Regions from separate parts of the Homo sapiens genome. Here region 1 is linked to region 2. A link is an interaction called in ENCODE POLR2A ChIA-PET data of the cell type or tissue named here. Cell type or tissue: GM12878. All regions are shown on one strand. Region 1 overlaps PIEZO2 (piezo type mechanosensitive ion channel component 2). Region 2 overlaps PIEZO2 (piezo type mechanosensitive ion channel component 2).

Region 1 (4,000 bases), 50 kb after region 2:
TCCCAGTGTGCCTCAGTTTCCTCAACTGTCAAAGGAAGATAACAGCTATCATCTCATAGGTTTTTGTGAGGTTCGAGTTAATATAGGCCATGCCCTTGGGACTGTGCTTGACCCATTGTAAGTGGTCAAATAGTACAAGCTGTTGTTCATGTTGTTGCTGTTATTAGAGAAGTCCTAATTCTTGCCCAAGGTCATACACTGCTACAAGGTAATAGAGGCAACTCCAAACCAAATCCTGTCTCCAAATTACGCACAGTCACATGGATGAAATTTGGAAATTACAGAACTTGCATGGTACCAAATCATTCTCTATGATAGTCTTTTTCAGTTTCTTGCCAATGCTGTTATATTGGGGTTTGTACCTACTCTACTCCATGTGGTTAGAATCCCAAATAAATGGGCTAAATGGCACTGGATGGAAGGCAGCATCAGTGATGTGTGTCTTTAGTGACCCTGAGTTTTTCTTCCAGAATTTTTCACCTTCTTAGCAACCTCTCCACCGCAGTCTCTCACTCCACCTGCCCCACAGCTGCAGCCTTGGGCCTGGCCTGGCCTTCCGAATATTTTATGGCCCTCTTCTCATTCCGGCACCTACCTGAAAGCTTGTCATCTGCTCCCATGACCTGCAGCTCAGAGGAATAGATAATAAATATATTATTCACTATTTATTACCTTTCCTACATTGTAGAACTTTAGAAGAAAGAGGAACATGATGGAAGAGTTAGGAGGAAAATGAACTAACATTTTCATGTAAACTAAACTAACACTCTGCTGCTATTATCTCTCTCTCTCTTTTTTTTTTTTTTTTTTTGAGGCGGAGTCTCGCTCTGTCACCCAGGCTGGGTGTATTTTTAGTAGAGATAGGGTTTCACCATGTTGGCCAGGCTGATCTCAAACTCTTGACCTCAAGTGATCTACCCACCTCGGCCTCCCAAAGTGCTGGGATCACAGGTGTGAGCCACCGCACCCAGCTGCCATTGTTATCTAATTCTTACCATATCTCTTAAAAGTGTTGGCTTTCACTATCGTATTACTGGTAGGGAAAGTGAGTCCCAGAGGCAAAAAGTGCCTCGCCTTAGGCTGCTCATTAGTGAGTAACAGAGCCAGAATTAAATTTAGGTCTCCTGGACTACACAGTCTGTACTCTTTCCAGTACACCCTGCACCTTCATACATGTGCTGGGGAAAATTTTATGCAGAATTGGACTTTGGTTAATTAGATTTTGAGGAATAGATATGATTAGGATACATAAATTTTGGAGGCTGTGCTGGGTGAGAGGATAGTTAATCTAATATACTAACTCTGGTTAAAGTATGAATGGCCGGAAGTGACTGTATATGCTTGACTTGGTAAATGATATTGGCCTTTAGGAATATCTTCACCCCTACGAGTGCATCATGGGGACAGTCGGGACTGCATGGCTGAGGAGCTGGGTGTGCATTCATCATTGGGGATATGTTTTCCCAGCCTCCTTGAACCCACCGTCCCTACCACCTCCTCCAAGTGGGTCCTGTCACAGCCTTGTGTCAACTTGTTAATAACCAAGGTCTCCTTGTCTAAGATGGTTTTTATCTGTATTTTTAAAGCCTGAGGAAATTGGAGATGTTTTTCCTAAAGATAGAAATAAAACAGTAAATAACAAGAATGTACTGGATGACTCTTGGTGTTCAGAAATTTACTTCCCTGAAGTGTGTGTCGCCCTGAGATTCTAGATCCTGAGGCTGTCGCCAGAATTACACATAGGTAGTCTAATCCATTCTCTACACAGCAGTCTTTCAAAATTTTGAAGATGGCTTTGATGCCACATCAGTATTTTCCCAGATGCCTCTTGAGTCCCTTATCCTCTGCTGTTTGCCAAGCTTGTTGGTCAATGTTCCATGGCTGAGTGGTGAGATAGCATCAGTGTCTGGTCATGGGGAGTCTCCAGGGCCTGATTAATGCCAAGCATCAAGGGGCAGTGACTTTCCTTGTTCTGGTAACTGTCCTTCCCATCGGTGGAAATTGCCGTATTGTGGATTAATGTAGAGCTTTTCTGACCTGAAACATAGATCTGTTTCTTGTGAAACCCTATTTATGTTTCTCTAAAAGCAGATATGCTCCCATCTTTGATTTGGGATTTTGATTCTGCCCATACACAGAGCTTCCTTCCCTACCTTATATCACCTTTATCTCATCCCGTAATAGGGCAAAATTTCTAGAGTTCCTGGCATGGATCAAGTACTCTAACAAGCCTTCCTTTCCTTCCTCTTTCTCCTGACTCACCATATCTCACACCCAGCTGTGTGTGTGTGTGTGTGTGTGTGTGTGTGTGTGTGTGTGTGTGAAACATCTTTTTTGTTCTAAGTTTTGCTCTAAATCAGTAGATAACATCTTCCATGTATAATTTCCCACTATGTTCCAGGCATATTTATAATGTCTTGATTCTGCATTATAGTCCTGCTAGTCCTTGATATTTTACTCATTTGCAGATAAAGAGACTTAGCAAAAACAGAAGAGTTAAGTTGTGAAAAAAAGGAAGAAATGTAGTGATAGCATCCAGGGTCACCCATGGAGGGTGCCGGGGCCCTGGGCACCCGTGTGCATGCAGGGCAATGGGCTCATCTAGACGGGCGAAGAGCTGCAGGAAAGCTGTATTTCTGTACTTCTCCCTACCCCATGGTTCTCATCTCCTCCTTCCCGTTGCCAATTCCAATAAGCTTTCTATTGCCTGGCCATGCCTTTGCCCATGTTATTTCCCTGGAAGAATGTCCTTACGTACTCTGCCAGTCCTCTGCCAGGTCCATTCTTCAATACTGGCCACTTCCTCCAGATAACCCGAGTTAATACCCCCAGGTAGAGGGGGTCAGATGTCTTTGGGCTCCCAAATACCCAGAGTATCAGTCATTAAACTTTTAATGTTGAGTGATAATCACTGATTTTATATGTTCTCCCATTAGAATATGATCAAATTAAGGGTAGAACCTCTCATGTTTCATTTTTTTTTGTAACCTGAGCACTGACCACAGTGGCTGATGTATAGCATACTGCCCAACAATTGAAGAATGAATAAATGAATTAATAGCAGCCAAAAAAAGGAGAAATAAAGGTATGGCAAAGACAAAATTTGATGACTCTCTTGCTTTGTTTTGTGACCGATTCTCGGTGGTGTCCTCACCTGCTGGACCTGCAAGTAAACAATTGAGGAGAGCGGCTAAGTGCACCCATGCCCTCTCTTGGCCAGGAGCTCTGTCCCCTCACTCCTCTCCTACAGGTGCATACCCCAAATCCTGCTCAGATAGTTGTTCCCATTTCTCATCTTTTTAATTCATGAAGAAATATTAGAATGACGTGTTTTATTTCTCTTTAGAAACTATTTATCAATTAAGTTACTTGGTATTTATTTCCTTCGCAAAAAAAAATTTGGATTTCCATTTGGATTTGGGAAAATTAAGACAGAAAACCATAAATGAGAAAGCTAGAGTTAGAAGTGGCAAGGAAGGAAAGAGAAGAAAAGGAGGTGTGGGACTGTGCTTTAACAAGGAGGTCTCAATAAGAAGTGAGGGCAGAAGAGCCCCTAGATGAGTAACAGGGAGTCATGATCCTCACGCCCGTCTGCTCCCCACCATGCCGACCAGTCCTTGCTGTAAGACAAATCACAGAGCAGGAAGTTTAAAATGATTTGGGATTGATTTGGTTTGCTTAAATAACAAATTCTCTAACCTCAGCTTCATGATGCAGCATTTCTAGTGTAAATTATTTACAATAAAAGCACTAACGCAAGTCCGTGTGGTATGGAAGTAAACTCAACCTCAAAATTATAGACGAACAATGTAAAGCTATAACTGTATGTTTCCAAATTTATGGAATATGGAAGGACATTTCAAAGGCATTTGAAAGCAGCAGAATTGGGCTAAGCATAGTAATGACATTCTAGAAAATATTATTTGTATGACATAAGCTTAGTTATTTTTCAGACTTACAAAATTGATGTATATTTTAGGGCTTAGGTAGGTGGATTTAT
Region 2 (4,000 bases):
ACTCTGTATCTAGCTACTCTGGTGGGGACTTGGAGAACCTTTGTGTGGACCCTCTGTATCTAGCTAATCTAGTGGGTAGGTGGAGAACCTTTGTGTCTAGCTCAGGGATTGTAAATGCACCAATCAGCACCCTGTCAAAACAGACCACTCGGCTCTCTGTAAAATGGAGCAATCAGCAGGTTGTGGGTGGGGCCAGATAAGAGAATAAAAGCAGGCTGCCCGAGCCAGCAGTGGCAACTGGGTCGGGTCCCCTTCCACAGTGTGGAAGCTTTGTTCTTTCACTCTTTGCAGTAAATCTTGCTGCTGCTCAGTCTTTGGGTCCACACTGACTTTATGAGCTGTAACACTCACGGCGAAGGGTCTGCAGCTTCACTCCTGAAGCCAACGAGACCACGAACCCACTGGGAGGAATGAACAACTCCAGACTCCCCGCCTTAAGAACTGTAACACTCGCTGCGAAGGTGCGCAGCTTCACTCCTGAGCCAGCGAGACCACGAACCCACCAGAAGGAAGAAACTCTGAACACATCCGAACATCAGAAGGAACAAACTCCGGACACACCGCCTTTAAGAACTGTAACACTCACCTCGAGGGTCCGCGACTTCATTCTCGAAGTCAGTGAGACCAAGAACCCACCAATTCTGGACAAAATAGCCTAGAGTTCTATGCACATGTAAGGTCATAGTATTTTATAGTTTTTACGAACTGAATTCTGTCCCCCTTAAATTCATATGTTGACATCCCACAATGTGACTGTATTTGGAGACAGGGCCTTTAAAGAGGTGATTAAGGTTACCTGAAGCCATAAGCATAGAGCCCTAATCCAGTAGCACTGGGGTCCTGTAAGAGGAGGAAGACACCAAGGATGTGTGCACCCAGAGGAGAGCCCATCTGCCAGCCAAGGAGAGAGGCCCCAGGAGAAACCAATCCTGCCAGCACCTTGATCGTGGGCTTCTAGCCTTTACAACTGAGACAATCAGTGTCTGTTTCTGAAGCCTCCCAGTCTGCAGTGCTTTGCTACCATGCCCCCAGCAGGCTGATAACTGGGTGCATGCTTCCTGCACTGCCTTGATCTTATATTGATTTTGCTCCAAGTGTAAATTATTTTGAGTTCACTTTTTTTTTCTCAGAACAAGAACTAAGCAATTTCCTTACAGGCTCTGCTACTGTCATACCCACTCCAAAGGTCAGGCCTGCACAGTTAGGGGGGCTGTGACACTGCACCTGGATGTGCATGAGAAGGTGCAGCCTCTAGGGACCATGGCATGCCGGCTGAGGCATTGGCAGCATCTATCCACTATACCCCTACCTCTCGTAGTCCTTATTTTAGGCAGCGCCCGTTTGTTTGAGTGAGAGTAGGCAGAGATCGATTACAAAGTGTTTCAGGTCTGGCAGCTGTAGGAGATTACAGACACAGATGTATGCCTGGGGTTTGTTCTTGAGAGACCCCCCTGCAAATCCCCTTCACACGTGGTGACTCTGCAAGGGGCACAGGGATTTAGGAACAACTAGGAAAGGGAAGTCCAAGGGATGCCATTGAGAAAAGGCAGCATCTGGACTCTGCCATCAAGATGGAGAAGAATGGAACTGCAGCAGAGCTGGGCATTTTCCTGGTTTGCATCTGCAGTCCCCCAGCGTCTAGATGATGCCTCACACACACTGCAGGTGCTCAGACTCATACATTGAATAGAATGAACTTGTGAAGGCATGGGTGGGAGGGACGTGGTTTTCTCATTCATTCCATCAGTGCAGTTACAGCACGAGCTGTGTGCTGGATCACCAGATCCGTGAGACTCAAAGTCCCCCAGGAACCCCACTTGGTGGTTTTCATTCACGATGGTGACTGTGTTCCTCCTCACGAATTCACAAGGAGACTAAACGCCATTGGCGGCTGAAGCAGGAGAGTCTGCTCAGAAACTCAACTCAAATTTGCATCCTTACCACCAAGAAAGCATTCATGGAGCCCTTGCAGTGGGGAGGAGGAGAGAAGGAAACATTGTTTCAGACACACGCAGGTTGCATGGAATACAAGAGTGGGATGCTTTTGTAGAAGGAAAAAGAAAATGTTTTCTTCAGAATAGAGGAGACTAGAAAACAGGAAGTAAGAACACCACACTGACTTTGGGTCCATGGAAAACCGGTTTGGGAGTTCTTTCCAGGGAGATTAGCTGTCTCCTTGACACCTGTGACTAGCACTGTTGAGTTAGGTTGTAACTTTGAGCTGGTTGAGATGGTGTGGTTTGGAGAACCGGTGGAGATGACTAGAGTTTCTTTCATGATGTAACGGAAGAGAATCATAGTCCAGGCCTGTGAGGCCCCTGGAGTTTGCATCCGTCTTCCTAGCTCCAGACAAGTCACTTCCTACAGTGACTCCATGAGGGTTAGTGCTTTTCTGCTGAGCAGGAATGTCGACTTAAGGCAGTGGAACAGTTTTTAAGCTGCATCTGCTTTTTGTACCTTTCACTTTCTATATTTCTTTGATTTATGGGGGAGAGGGGTTGTTTACTTCTTGAGTTTTTCAGTTTGGAAGATAATTAAGAAATAACTTTAAGTGAAAGATGAAAGAGCACAGTAGCAGAACAGTAACTTTCTTATAAAACAACGAATGTCAAGTATTCCGAAAGCTCTCTGCCAGGCTTCAGGTTTCAGCAAAGGATTAGCTTAGTGAGACCAGCTAATTGTTTAAAAATAAAGAGCTCACTTTGTGAAATAGAAGGTGTCATTTTGCCTGTCCCTTCCACTTAACTTCTATTTAGTGGTTGGCAAAAGGCTAGTGGCATGTAATTTTCATATTTTCAGAACACTACTCTGCAATTACTGGGGAGTTTAGACAGTAGTTGGCTGCTATGATCTTGTCCACAGCCCCAAGAGCTGTGAGTGTTTATTTTTCTAGAAAAATACATCAGTAAAAGTCCATCAGTGCCAGGTATTGACAGGAAAACAACTAGTCTGCAAATGTGCAAATCAGAAGTACCTAATTTTGCATTTTGCCTTGAACTAATGACAGGAAGTAATTGTACCCCAGGTGCCAATTCAGTATAAGCAAGCAGAAAAGTTATTGCAGGAAGTCATTTTGTGAAGACTGTGGAATCAGCAAGAGCATCAGAGGCTTTGAGCTAGGATAGTGATTCTGAGATGTTAATGGACCCCATCAGACAGACAAGGGCTGAGGTCAAGTATTACAAACTATGGAATTGCATAAAACATAATTAAAAGTCACAATCTCATCTTTTAAAAGTGGTCTCTTCTGTGTTGCCTTTTCTTGCTGAGGAAAGAATTGTGTGACTATTTTTTTAAAAATCGCTCCCCAGATCCCAAACTTTTAAAATTAGAAAATTGAAGCTTAAGTTTCTAATTTAATTCATATACAATTTTTTTAAAGAGAAGATTTATTGGGTCAGAAGAATAGATAAAATCATCCCCAAGAGAGTTCATGCACTCATTACACAAACACTTATTGTACATGTGCTCGGCACAGCCTCCAGTACTGGAGACAGACAAGGTGCTGATATGCCTCTTGTCTCCATGGAGTTATTCTGTAGTGAGAGCTAATAAACAATCAATTCAATAATTTCATTACAGATTGTCATTAGTACTATTAAGAAAACAAACAAGATGATGAGATAGAGTATATCAGTTGCCTTCTGCTTTGTAACACTCAATCACAGTATCTCAGTGGCATACAAAAATCAGCCTTTATTGCTCCCTTGTGTGTTGGGGTAGGGGGGTAAGTGCACTCTGTCCAGCCTGAGGATGACAAGAGCATCAATATAAAACACTGCAACAAGGGGGCCCAGAGTGGGGCCATTCAATAGGTCACAAGAGAAACTAGAAAACTGTCTTCCGTGCAGGAGTCCTGGAAGGCCTTTCTAAGTAGGAGACACTTCAGTGCAAACATAAAGGGGGAAAAACAGCCAGTCATGCTGAGAATTGGAGATGAGTTTACCACACCAGAAAGTACAAAAGCTCCCAGATGAGAGGAAAGAGTTACCTGTTCCAG

The links. ChIA-PET counts read pairs that join two places held together with the same protein. Peaks named below come from ENCODE experiments on the same cell type or tissue, not always from the same donor. Only the 100,000 strongest peaks of a DNase experiment are listed, where the experiment ranks them.
Region 1: POLR2A ChIA-PET joins it to region 2 with 5 read pairs; 2 of 35 experiments call an interaction of 5 or more read pairs at or near these places.

The regions. Positions count from the first base shown.
Region 1 is chr18:10,968,984-10,972,983 of GRCh38, reverse strand. All of the region lies in intron 3 of PIEZO2 (piezo type mechanosensitive ion channel component 2), which reads left to right. Among named protein-coding and RNA genes, the nearest start is that of PIEZO2, 180 kb to the left of the region's middle. In GM12878, no CTCF peak of the experiment used is centred here; no DNase peak of the experiment used is centred here.
Region 2 is chr18:11,019,422-11,023,421 of GRCh38, reverse strand. All of the region lies in intron 2 of PIEZO2 (piezo type mechanosensitive ion channel component 2), which reads left to right. Among named protein-coding and RNA genes, the nearest start is that of PIEZO2, 130 kb to the left of the region's middle. In GM12878, no CTCF peak of the experiment used is centred here; a DNase peak (open chromatin) is centred at 1,763; H3K4me3 peaks cover 756 bases; H3K27ac peaks cover 2,760 bases.